Linked DNA regions of Homo sapiens: regions 1 and 3 are each linked to region 2. A link is a contact called in ENCODE Hi-C or POLR2A ChIA-PET data. All regions are on one chromosome and are shown on one strand. Each heading gives the region's core, a stretch centred on a gene start or an enhancer-like site at or near the end of the contact. The rest is flanking DNA. Distances are from core to core; before and after follow the strand shown.

The links. Hi-C counts contacts between places; a loop is a spot of excess contacts on that map. ChIA-PET counts read pairs that join two places held with the same protein, here RNA polymerase II (POLR2A). Pooled maps may share reads with other maps.
Region 1: a map with no recorded cell type shows a loop between it and region 2 (2.0-fold over the local background). The contact joins the enhancer-like site here to the promoter of LINC02724 in region 2. A Hi-C loop is called at or near these places in 6 of 168 maps with a recorded cell type or tissue (B cell, G401, PC-9 and 3 more), 5 of 37 single-sample maps with no recorded cell type and 16 of 50 pooled maps. POLR2A ChIA-PET finds 5 or more read pairs at or near these places in 4 of 52 experiments (B cell, HEK293, Panc1 and 1 more).
Region 3: POLR2A ChIA-PET joins it to region 2 with 15 read pairs in A673. The contact joins the enhancer-like site here to the promoter of LINC02724 in region 2. A Hi-C loop is called at or near these places in 7 of 168 maps with a recorded cell type or tissue (B cell, Caco-2, GM12878 and 4 more), 9 of 37 single-sample maps with no recorded cell type and 15 of 50 pooled maps. POLR2A ChIA-PET finds 5 or more read pairs at or near these places in 11 of 52 experiments (A673, B cell, CD4-positive, alpha-beta T cell and 8 more).

Annotation. Positions count from the first base shown.
Region 1 is chr11:64,538,586-64,541,616 of GRCh38, reverse strand. No RefSeq gene overlaps it. Among named protein-coding and RNA genes, the nearest start is that of SLC22A11, 16 kb to the left of the region's middle. RefSeq lists an enhancer at 1,095-1,633. Within about 2 kb of position 1,687, at least 2 of the 41 ENCODE cell types and tissues checked have a DNase peak (open chromatin) inside an H3K27ac peak, as active enhancers do.
Region 2 is chr11:64,447,575-64,450,495 of GRCh38, reverse strand. It overlaps LINC02724 (long intergenic non-protein coding RNA 2724), which reads right to left and starts at 1,439. Exons shown (of 2, transcript NR_073177.1): 1 at 844-1,439; 2 at 1-599. RefSeq lists a silencer at 719-914, a cis regulatory region at 692-961 and an enhancer at 851-1,100.
Region 3 is chr11:64,323,535-64,326,345 of GRCh38, reverse strand. It overlaps LOC102723878 (a long non-coding RNA gene), which reads left to right. Exons shown (of 4, transcript NR_188518.1): 4 at 1,015-1,296. Among named protein-coding and RNA genes, the nearest start is that of PRDX5, 6.8 kb to the right of the region's middle. RefSeq lists a silencer at 854-1,006. Within about 2 kb of position 1,490, at least 2 of the 41 ENCODE cell types and tissues checked have a DNase peak (open chromatin) inside an H3K27ac peak, as active enhancers do; they include mammary epithelial cell, where a contact is called at or near this core.

The sequences.
Region 1 (3,031 bases), core at 438-2,937, 91 kb before region 2:
AAGACCCCTTTTCTATTATAGTCACAGTTCCACTTCCTGACTTCCTCCTGCTTCTAGAACGATGAATATGGAAGGCAGATGCTCCTCTTGAGGGGTTGGACATGTGGTCGGGAGACCTGCAGCCAGGGCGGCATAGGGACTGGCAGCCAATGAACCCAAGTGCCAGACGGGTCCCATCGTGCATAGGATGACCTGACACCTCTGGCCACTGAGGCCTTGGGTCAGTGACTTTGGCCCCTAGGCAGGGCACCCTGCAGAGTAGGGGCCTCCAGCTGTTCACAACGCGGGCAGAACAGAACCTGGAGCCGAGGGGACAGCTTGACCCCAGAGCCTTTTGGGAGACTGAGGACAGGACGTCCCAGCCCAGCAGGACCCGGGCACCTCTGGGCTCTCTCTGTCGCCACCAGGGAGCCCTCTCCCTTGGAACTTTGTCCCTAGGACCTTGTCTTCTCGTTTCTTCATCATCGACCCTTTCCCTAGGACCTTGCTCACCGTCCTCTGAGTCCTGGGTAGTGTCAGTTCCAGGCAGAAGGAGAAAATCCCCCAGGCTGGCCATGCCCAGGAGGATGGGGTCAGTGATGGGAGGGAGTGGGGTGAAATGTTCTTTAGGGGTCCTCAGATCTTCAGAACCGGGGGTGAGTTTATATCTGACCCCTCCTCTGCCACTGTCCTGAAAGGAGGGTGGGTGCCTTCTCCAAATGCCCGGTCCTGGAGGGAAGCCTGGTGGCGCCTGTTATCACATTTAGTGACCAACACTCCCCTAACTCTGCCCTGGAAGGACAATAACAGTCACACTTCGTGCTTCAGCTTCCCTGGCCTGGGGACACCAGTCACAGCAGCGGCCACCCTAGTCTCAGGAGAGGATTTCCACCCCCAAGGATGTTGAGTCTCCCTCGGTGCCCACACAGCAGGGGCCCTGGTGGAGGCTGCGGCCCCCATGGCAGCAAATGACAAAACAACTCTAAGAGGCTCCAAGGCACCAGCACCAGGCAGGGCCAGGCCTGTGTTTCCTGCAGGGCACACGTTGAAAAGGTGACCCAGGGACACAACCGCAGCACCGACAATTGCCCTGCAGGGCGTAAGGGCTGAGACGCTGGGACCCCGGTGGGAGCTCATAGCACAGACCCTGGGCCAGGCAGCCACGTTCAAACCCTGGCTCTGCCACTCACCGGCTGGGCAGACTCAGAGCAGCTTGCTAAGCTTACTGTGCCTCAGTTTCCTAATCTGTAAGATGGGAACATTGGACTGATGGCATAGTTGTGAGGATGAAGTGAGGCCACATCAGAAAAGCACTTAGGGGAGTACCCGGCCACAAAGGAAGTGCCATGTGTATGCTTAATCAACTCACATCTGTTCTGGGGTTCCCAAATCCTCCAGGCCACCATAGCCTGAGAACAAGACACAGTCACAAAATAATGCATCCCTGACCCAGCAGGTGATCCTTGTCTTGCCTCAGAGCAGCATTTTCCAAACCTGTGTCATTTACATACCTTTGTGACTCCTGCCATATCTTCAGATCACATGTACTATTATCTAATTCATGGTTTTCTCTCGGCGAACTGACTTCTAAATCATTTATGTGCCCCAGAATGTCTACAGCAACGACCACAACTGGAAAACCAGGATCACTCGCCACAAATAGAAGAAAACTGTAAAAATATCCTGTGCAAATGAAACAAATGTGACAGTTCTGGCTGGGTACCTTCGCCTGCCAAGGGAGCTGAGCTGAGGCCAGCATTCTTTGTTTTTAAGAATAAGGCATTGCTAGTCCCAGGAGGCAGATTCTCCTGCTCGAGTGACTTAAGGGGGCTGAAAGAAAATTGCAAAGGGGGCCAGGCATGATGGCTCACACCTGTAATCCCCCCACTTTGGGAGGCCGAGGTGGCAGGATTGCTTGAGCCGAGGAGTTCAAGACCAGCCTGGGCGACATAGCAAGACCTCATCTCAAAAAAAAAGAAAAAAAGAAAGAAAGAAAATTGAAAAGAGACTAAGCATCCTGCTGTGTGAAGGCACATTGAACTCCTCTTCTACCGCTGCTCAGAGGATCCCTGCCCCACAGGGCTATGTGGGGAACCCAGTCTGTCAGTAAAGAACGTTTGCTGAGCCCACTGCAGCCAGGCCCTGGGTCAGGCCACACCTCACCTGATGAGGGCAGGGCTTTTACCCAGAGGAGAGGCCGGGGCAGATGGGGGCTTCCTGGGGGCCTCTGGCTACAGGCCCAGCCTCCTGCTGCCTCTGGTTGGGGGAGGGGACATCTGGGCTCTGGACTTGGTAAAATAGAGCTGGGTCCCTGCCCTGTAGTTCTGGGCACTGAAGGGTATGATGTCTCCCAGGGCGAAGGGCAGTGCCAGGCTCTGCCCCACCCTGCTCCTCCTGTCGCCTCAGGTCCTCTGTCAGGATAGGGCAGACCCCCAGACGCCCAGACCCCCACGACATCCTGAGGCTTCTCTCCACCTCTGCATAGCCCCCCGCCCCCCTCTGGCTCCGCCAGCGTGGCTTCACGATCCACCCACCCACCAAGCAGAAGGGGCTGTGTGGATGGTTTTGTGGAATCTAAGAAAACCAACAGGTGCAGAATAAATAATGGAGCCAGGACTTGAACCCAGATAGTAGGAATCCAGGGTCCAGTGATCTGGAAAGCAACTCGAAAAGGTGGGTGAGACTGAGGACCCCTGGGGCACTGGCCGCCCCGCCCTCCCTGCACACCTTACGTGGGTGCCAGGTGGTGACAAGCACACCAGCTCCACCAGGTGCAGGTAGAGGCTGCCGCAGTGACATAGGGCAGGCATGCCAGGTCCCGCTTCACCCGCAGCAGGTGGCCATTTCGCCACACAGCCTGCAGGGCCCAGCGAGGGTGACCCTGTGCTGGGGGCATGCTGAGGACGGCCGGGTGCCCCAGGACTGTGTCCCAAGGCAAGCCCAGGGCAGTGAGGATAGTGACAGTGAAGGGACAAAGGGCAGATCACACAAGAAAACGGAACCCCTCACTGCCTGCCATAACCAGCACAGGAAGCCACAGCCTCCACAGCAA
Region 2 (2,921 bases), core at 190-2,689:
AGAGGCAATGGGTCACTTCTGCAGGCCAGGAGGTACAGGAGAATCTGGGGGTTCAATGTCTCAAGAGTGTCTCCTCAGATAGTCCATCTCAGATATCAGGGACCCCACCCTTCCCTTTGGGGCCCTGACTTTGGAGAAGGGACTTCCCTGGGCTGGAAATTTGGCCTTCTCTGGAGTCCTGCACCTTGTCTTCTGCCCTCTGACCCCTGGCTATAGAAGAGAAGCATTTCGTTAAATTCTGCCAAGGAATCCTGACTTTGCTTTAAATTGGTGATGCGTGGCCCTGAACTTGTCATTTTCCCTCTTCTAAGTGTCAGTAGTATTCAGTGACAGCCTCCCCACTCCACGTCCTTCTCACGGCTATTTTCCCATCTGTCTCTCAACATCAGTGATATTAAACGAGCCGGGCATCCCCGTCCACCTGAGTCCTGTCCCAGGTGACCACAGGCGGAGGCCTGAGCAGCTGCTCTGCCACCTCGTGCCAGGGGCCTCCGCAACGGGCTCCAGTCACCAGGGGCCAGCGGGGCATCCTCCTGCAGCATCCCGTCCTTGGGGCCAGCTTCCTGGGGCCCCTCCTGCTGTTCCCTGCCTTCAGCTGTCTGAAAACAGAGCCCAAGACAGGGATTTACTAGGGGAGGGCTCATCCTGGGACAAGCCGCCCAGGATGTGAGGGCAGAGGGGCGGGGAAGGAGAAAGGACTCGGTAAAGGCGTGGTCCCAGGGTAAATACAGCTCTGGCAGATATGCAGGGGGCCCTGGGGCAGAGGTATCGCCATCTAGAGGCAGGCGAGGGAACAGTCTTTTGTACAGTTAGCCGTGGGCTGTGGGCGTCGCCTGAACGTACCAGGTATTGTGGCTCCATTGGCTGAGGATGCTTCTCCAGCGAAGGAGGCAGGGAGCCGGGGAAGTGGGGTGGGGTCGCGACACCGACAGCAGCTGCCAGACCAGCCATGCTGCGCTCAGCTCCCTCAGGCTGTCACTCTTAATCATCATGTCACTATCTCTGGGGCGTGTCAGTCACCATCAACGACGTGTCCCCCAAGCTGCAGAGGACGCAAATCCAGCTCTCCAAGAGGCTCTGTTGGCCCTCTCCACATGGGCTTGAGGTCAGGGGTGGGGGCACGTTCGGACCGCCCTCCTGCCTCTCTGAAGAAGATCCTCCAAGTCCCGGCTCCAGCTCTCCGGCCTCTTTGGCAGCTGGGCGGGTGGCCATCCAGGAGGCCCGTTCTCCATGCCCAGTTTGGCAAGGCTCCTTGGGACGCCGGGCTCGCTGCCCCTGTTTTCTTAAAGCTTCGGCCCAAAGGGACCCAGAGTCTGAGGTTAACACTCCGTCATCCCAGCGTGAGCGGCGCCTGACTCCAGCTCTCGACTCCCCCACCTCCTATCCCCTGCGCCGGGCTCACCCTGCACTCCCACCTGCAAATCAGCAGAGCAGAGGCCAGCGCTCCCGACGTCCAGCACCACCCCAAGCGAGGCAGGGGGAGCTGAGTGGCCGGGAGCGCCATCTAGTGGGTGCCAGGGGCGAGTCCCCGAAAGAGACTGGAGAGCCACGACTCGGGCAGGGCAGGATGGTGTCCCAGGGAGGGCCGGGGCCCAGGCGCTGGACAGCAGAGGACATAAAGGGAGAGGCATGGGAGAGCGAGGAGCCAGGGTGCTTCCGGGGCGCATGAGCCCCACCCCAGCCTGCCCCTGCCCTCGTAACCAGATGACTCGGCTCAGGCAGGACACACCACGTCCAGTCTCTGTCCCCTCTCCAGACTCTTGGGAAAGTGTCACTTAAAATCCATTTGGGTCTGGTGTTTGCTTTATTCCAAGGAAAGGGGTAAGGAAAAATTCAGAAAAGGGGCGAGGGTCTCCCCTCTCCACAGTGGCAGTCAGGGGAATAGTGACATTCACCCCCTCCCCCAACCTGGTCTTGAACGTGGCAGGGAAGAGAACTGAGCCACCTGTCACCCAGAGGGGGAGGGGGAAGGTCAGAACTCCAGCCTTCCCACAGCAGACACGCCTGCGGGGCAGGAAGCAGGCAGGCTCCACGCAGTGTAGACATGTGCACTCACACGGATGTTAACAGTCTGGAAGAAACTGACCTGGCTGTGAATAGAGGCTCTCTCATGGGGAAGGGGCAGAAGATGGAGCTTTCACTTCTCCATTTATACACTTCTCCAAAATGTGGTGGGACCATGAGGAAACTGCACTTTCAGTTTTGATCTCTTTTTGTATTTTTTCAGTTAAAATGCAATTGGGAACAATGGGGTGTTAAGTGCCTCAGTGTGGAAGGCTGCGGCATCACCATTGAAATGCTGTATCAGACCTGGATTGGATCCACCCTCGACTCAGGGCTGTGCAAACTGGGACCCAGATCCCGCGCTGTGGGAACGGAGCCCTGCTCCGCTGTTTACATGTTGTCTCTGGCTGCGGCCTCGCTGTGACAGCAGAGTTGAGGAATTGCCACAGAGACTGTTATAGCCCACAAAGCCCAAAATATTTACTCGCTGGCTCTTTATGGAAAAAGTTTGCCAACTATCAAATTACAAGAAATACAGGGACTGGGGAGCCTGCTCAACAAAGCTAAGGGGACGTGACCAGCAAAATCCAGACTGCAGGCAACCATAGGACAAAGCGCCAGTTTCTTCAATACGTAATTTGCAACAGCAACCTGCTTACTAGAGGCCAGGAAGGGGAGGGGGAAAGGAGGGGATGAAGAAAGGTTGATGAGTGGGTACAAATACACACTTACATAGACGAAATAACATCTGGTGTTCAATAGATCAGTAGGGTGACATTAATCGATTGTACACTTCAAAATTGCTAGAAAAGAATAATCCTAATGTTCCTGGCACAAGGAAAAGATAAATATTTAAGATGATGGACATCCCAATTACCCTGATTTGATTATAGGAATGTATCCAATTATCATGCACA
Region 3 (2,811 bases), core at 241-2,740, 120 kb after region 2:
ATCTCGACTCACTGCAACCTCTGCCTCCCAGGTTCAAGTAATTCTCCTGTCTCAGCCTCCCAAGTAGCTGGGACTACAGGCATGGCACCACCATGCCTGGCTAATTTTGTATTTTTAGTAGAGATGGGGTTTCACCATGTTGGCCAGGCTGGTCTCAAACTCCTGACCTCAGGTGATCCGCCCACCTCAGCCTCCCAAAGTGCTAGGATTACAGGCGTGAGCCACCATGCCTGGCCTGATTTTTATCTTTCAAATAACCTTTTATTGAGCCTTTTTTTTTTTTTTTTTTTTTTGAGGCAGGGTCTTGCTCTATTACCCAGGCTGGAGTGCAGTGGCATAATCATAACTCACTGCAGTCTTGGCCTCCTGGGCTCAAGTGATTTTCCCAACTCAGCCTCTGGAGTAGCTCGAACTATAGGCACGTGCTACCACACCCACCCAATTATTTTATTTTTTTGGTAGAGACGGGGTGTCACTAATTTATTTTTATTTAGTTGTTTTTGTTTTGGGTTTTTTTTTTTTTGAGACAGAGTTTGGCTCTTGTTGCCCAGGCTGGAGTGCAGTGGTGAGATCTTGGCTCACCAAAACCTCCGCCTCCCAGGTTCAAGTGATTCTTCTGCCTCAGCCGCCCGAGTAGCTGGGATTACAGGCATGAGCCACCACACCTGGCTAATTTTGTATTTTTAGTAGAGACGGGGTTTCTCCATGTTGGTTAGGCTGGTCTCGAACTCCCGACCTCAGGTGATCCGCCCACCTCAGCCTCCCAAAGTGCTGGGATTATAGGTGTGAGCCACCACACCCGGCCTATTTTTATTTTTTTAGAGACAAGGTCTCGCTCTGTCACCCAGGCTGGAGGGTAGTGGCACGATTATAGCTCACTAACTGTAGTTAGTCACCAACTCCTGGTGTCAAGCGATCCTCCCGCCTCAGCCTCCTGAGTAGCTACGACCACAGGCATGCACTACGACAACTTATTTATATATTTACTTATTTATTTATTTATTTATTTTGTAGGGACGGTGTCTTGCTATGTTGTCCAAGCTGGTCTCAAACTGGCCTGAATCAATGCTTCCACCTCAGCTGCCAGAGGAACCGGGATTACAGGCCTGAGCCACTGCAGCCAGCCAGTTTGTTATTTTAATGTAAATTCTTAGTAAACAACTCAGGAGCTCTCTTGTCCTTTTAAAATCCATTTCAACTTCTGCTAATCGGAGTGTATATTCAGGGCAACTTGAATCTGTGCTCCTGGGATGCAATCCTCAAGCTTGGCCCAAATAAAGTCTCCGCTGATATTAATTTTGCCTAGGCTTCTTCCTTTTAGGTCAACACTCTTCAGGCTCATGTTGGGGTCTGTTCAGCTGCGTTTCAAAGGGACTCTAGACCCAGGAAGGCCCAGAACCACTGATGCTGAGTAACACCCTTGGCCTTCTGGTCTCAGTTGCTATGGCCTTGGGCATGCTAGGACAGGCAAGTGAGTTTCACTGGGGCATGTGTTGTTGGGTGGATGTTTCAGCTTCTTTTCTTTTTTTTTTTTTTTTTTTTTTTTTTGAGACAGACTCCTGCTCTGTCTCCCAGGCTGGCATGCAGTGGCACGATCTCGGCTCACTGCAACCTCCACCTCCCAGGTTCAAGCAATTCTCCTGCCTCAGCCTCCCTCCCCAGTAGCCGGGATTACAGACATGCGCCACCATGCCCAAGTAATTTTTGTATTTTTAGTAGATATGGGATTTCTCCATGTTGGCCAGGCTAGTCTCAAACTCCTGACCTAAAATGATCCACCCGCCTTGGCCTCCCACGGTGCTGGGATTACAGGTGTAAGCCACCCCGCCTGGCCTGTTATGTTTTTTAACATTGGTCTTTCGGCCACCAAGAGCCCAGGAAGGCCACACGCACAGCTCTGCCAGGTGCAGCCCAGATGTCCAGGGCTCTCTGGTCCAGGACACCGTGGCCTGGTCTGCCCTTATCTCCAGGCCTGAAGCCCCACCTGTCCAACCTGGAGACAGCTATGCAAGGTTCTCTTGCCAGGTGCTGTTTAATCTTGGGCCCTCCAGGGCCTGGAGCAGCTTCCAGGGCCAGTCCTCCGTGCCCCCACCCAAGGACGTCCTCACTCCAGCAAGCTCAGCCACATGCTCAGCAGTCAGGGCCACTGAGGCCACAGCCCCACCGCCACCCACACCAGGCTGTCCTAGAGGGCCACCCCAGCCCTGGAAGCCCTCTCAACCCTTCCTAGAGGCCCAGCCAGTGGCAACAGACCTTGGAGGGGACACTTCCTCTAGAGGCCTTGCTTGGCCTCAGCCAGCCCAGATAATAGCCCAGGAGCAGAGGAAACAGGCAGCAGAGTGACAGAGACGGAGCTGGGCTTCCCCGATAGCAGGGAGCTGCCTGGGTAGCGTGGGGTGCACAGCCAGTGGGGTGGGCTATTTGCTACCACCACCCCCTATTTACTAATGGAGACACTCATTAGCTCACAGGTGCCCTGTAGGAAGCTCCACGTCTGTTTTCTCATTTGTATGATGAGAGGATAAAGAGGTGGTATCCGGGAAAGAAAGGGGCTTTGTGTTATGCGTGTCCATGAGGACAACACTGTACCCCCGAGTTTGGCAGGAGAGGAGAGGCAGGCAGTTTACCAGGGCAGCTCGAGGTGCAGTCAGCCTCCTTCCCTGCCCCCACCTGGGACCCCTGAAGGGGTGGCAGGTTGTGGGAGAGAACCACAGTGACAGAGGTTGGTGGGCAGCACGACTCGGGTAGGCTGAGCACCTGCAACCCTGGGCAGGGAGGCTGGCTCCCCTCCTACTGAGTGTCTGTTCTCAC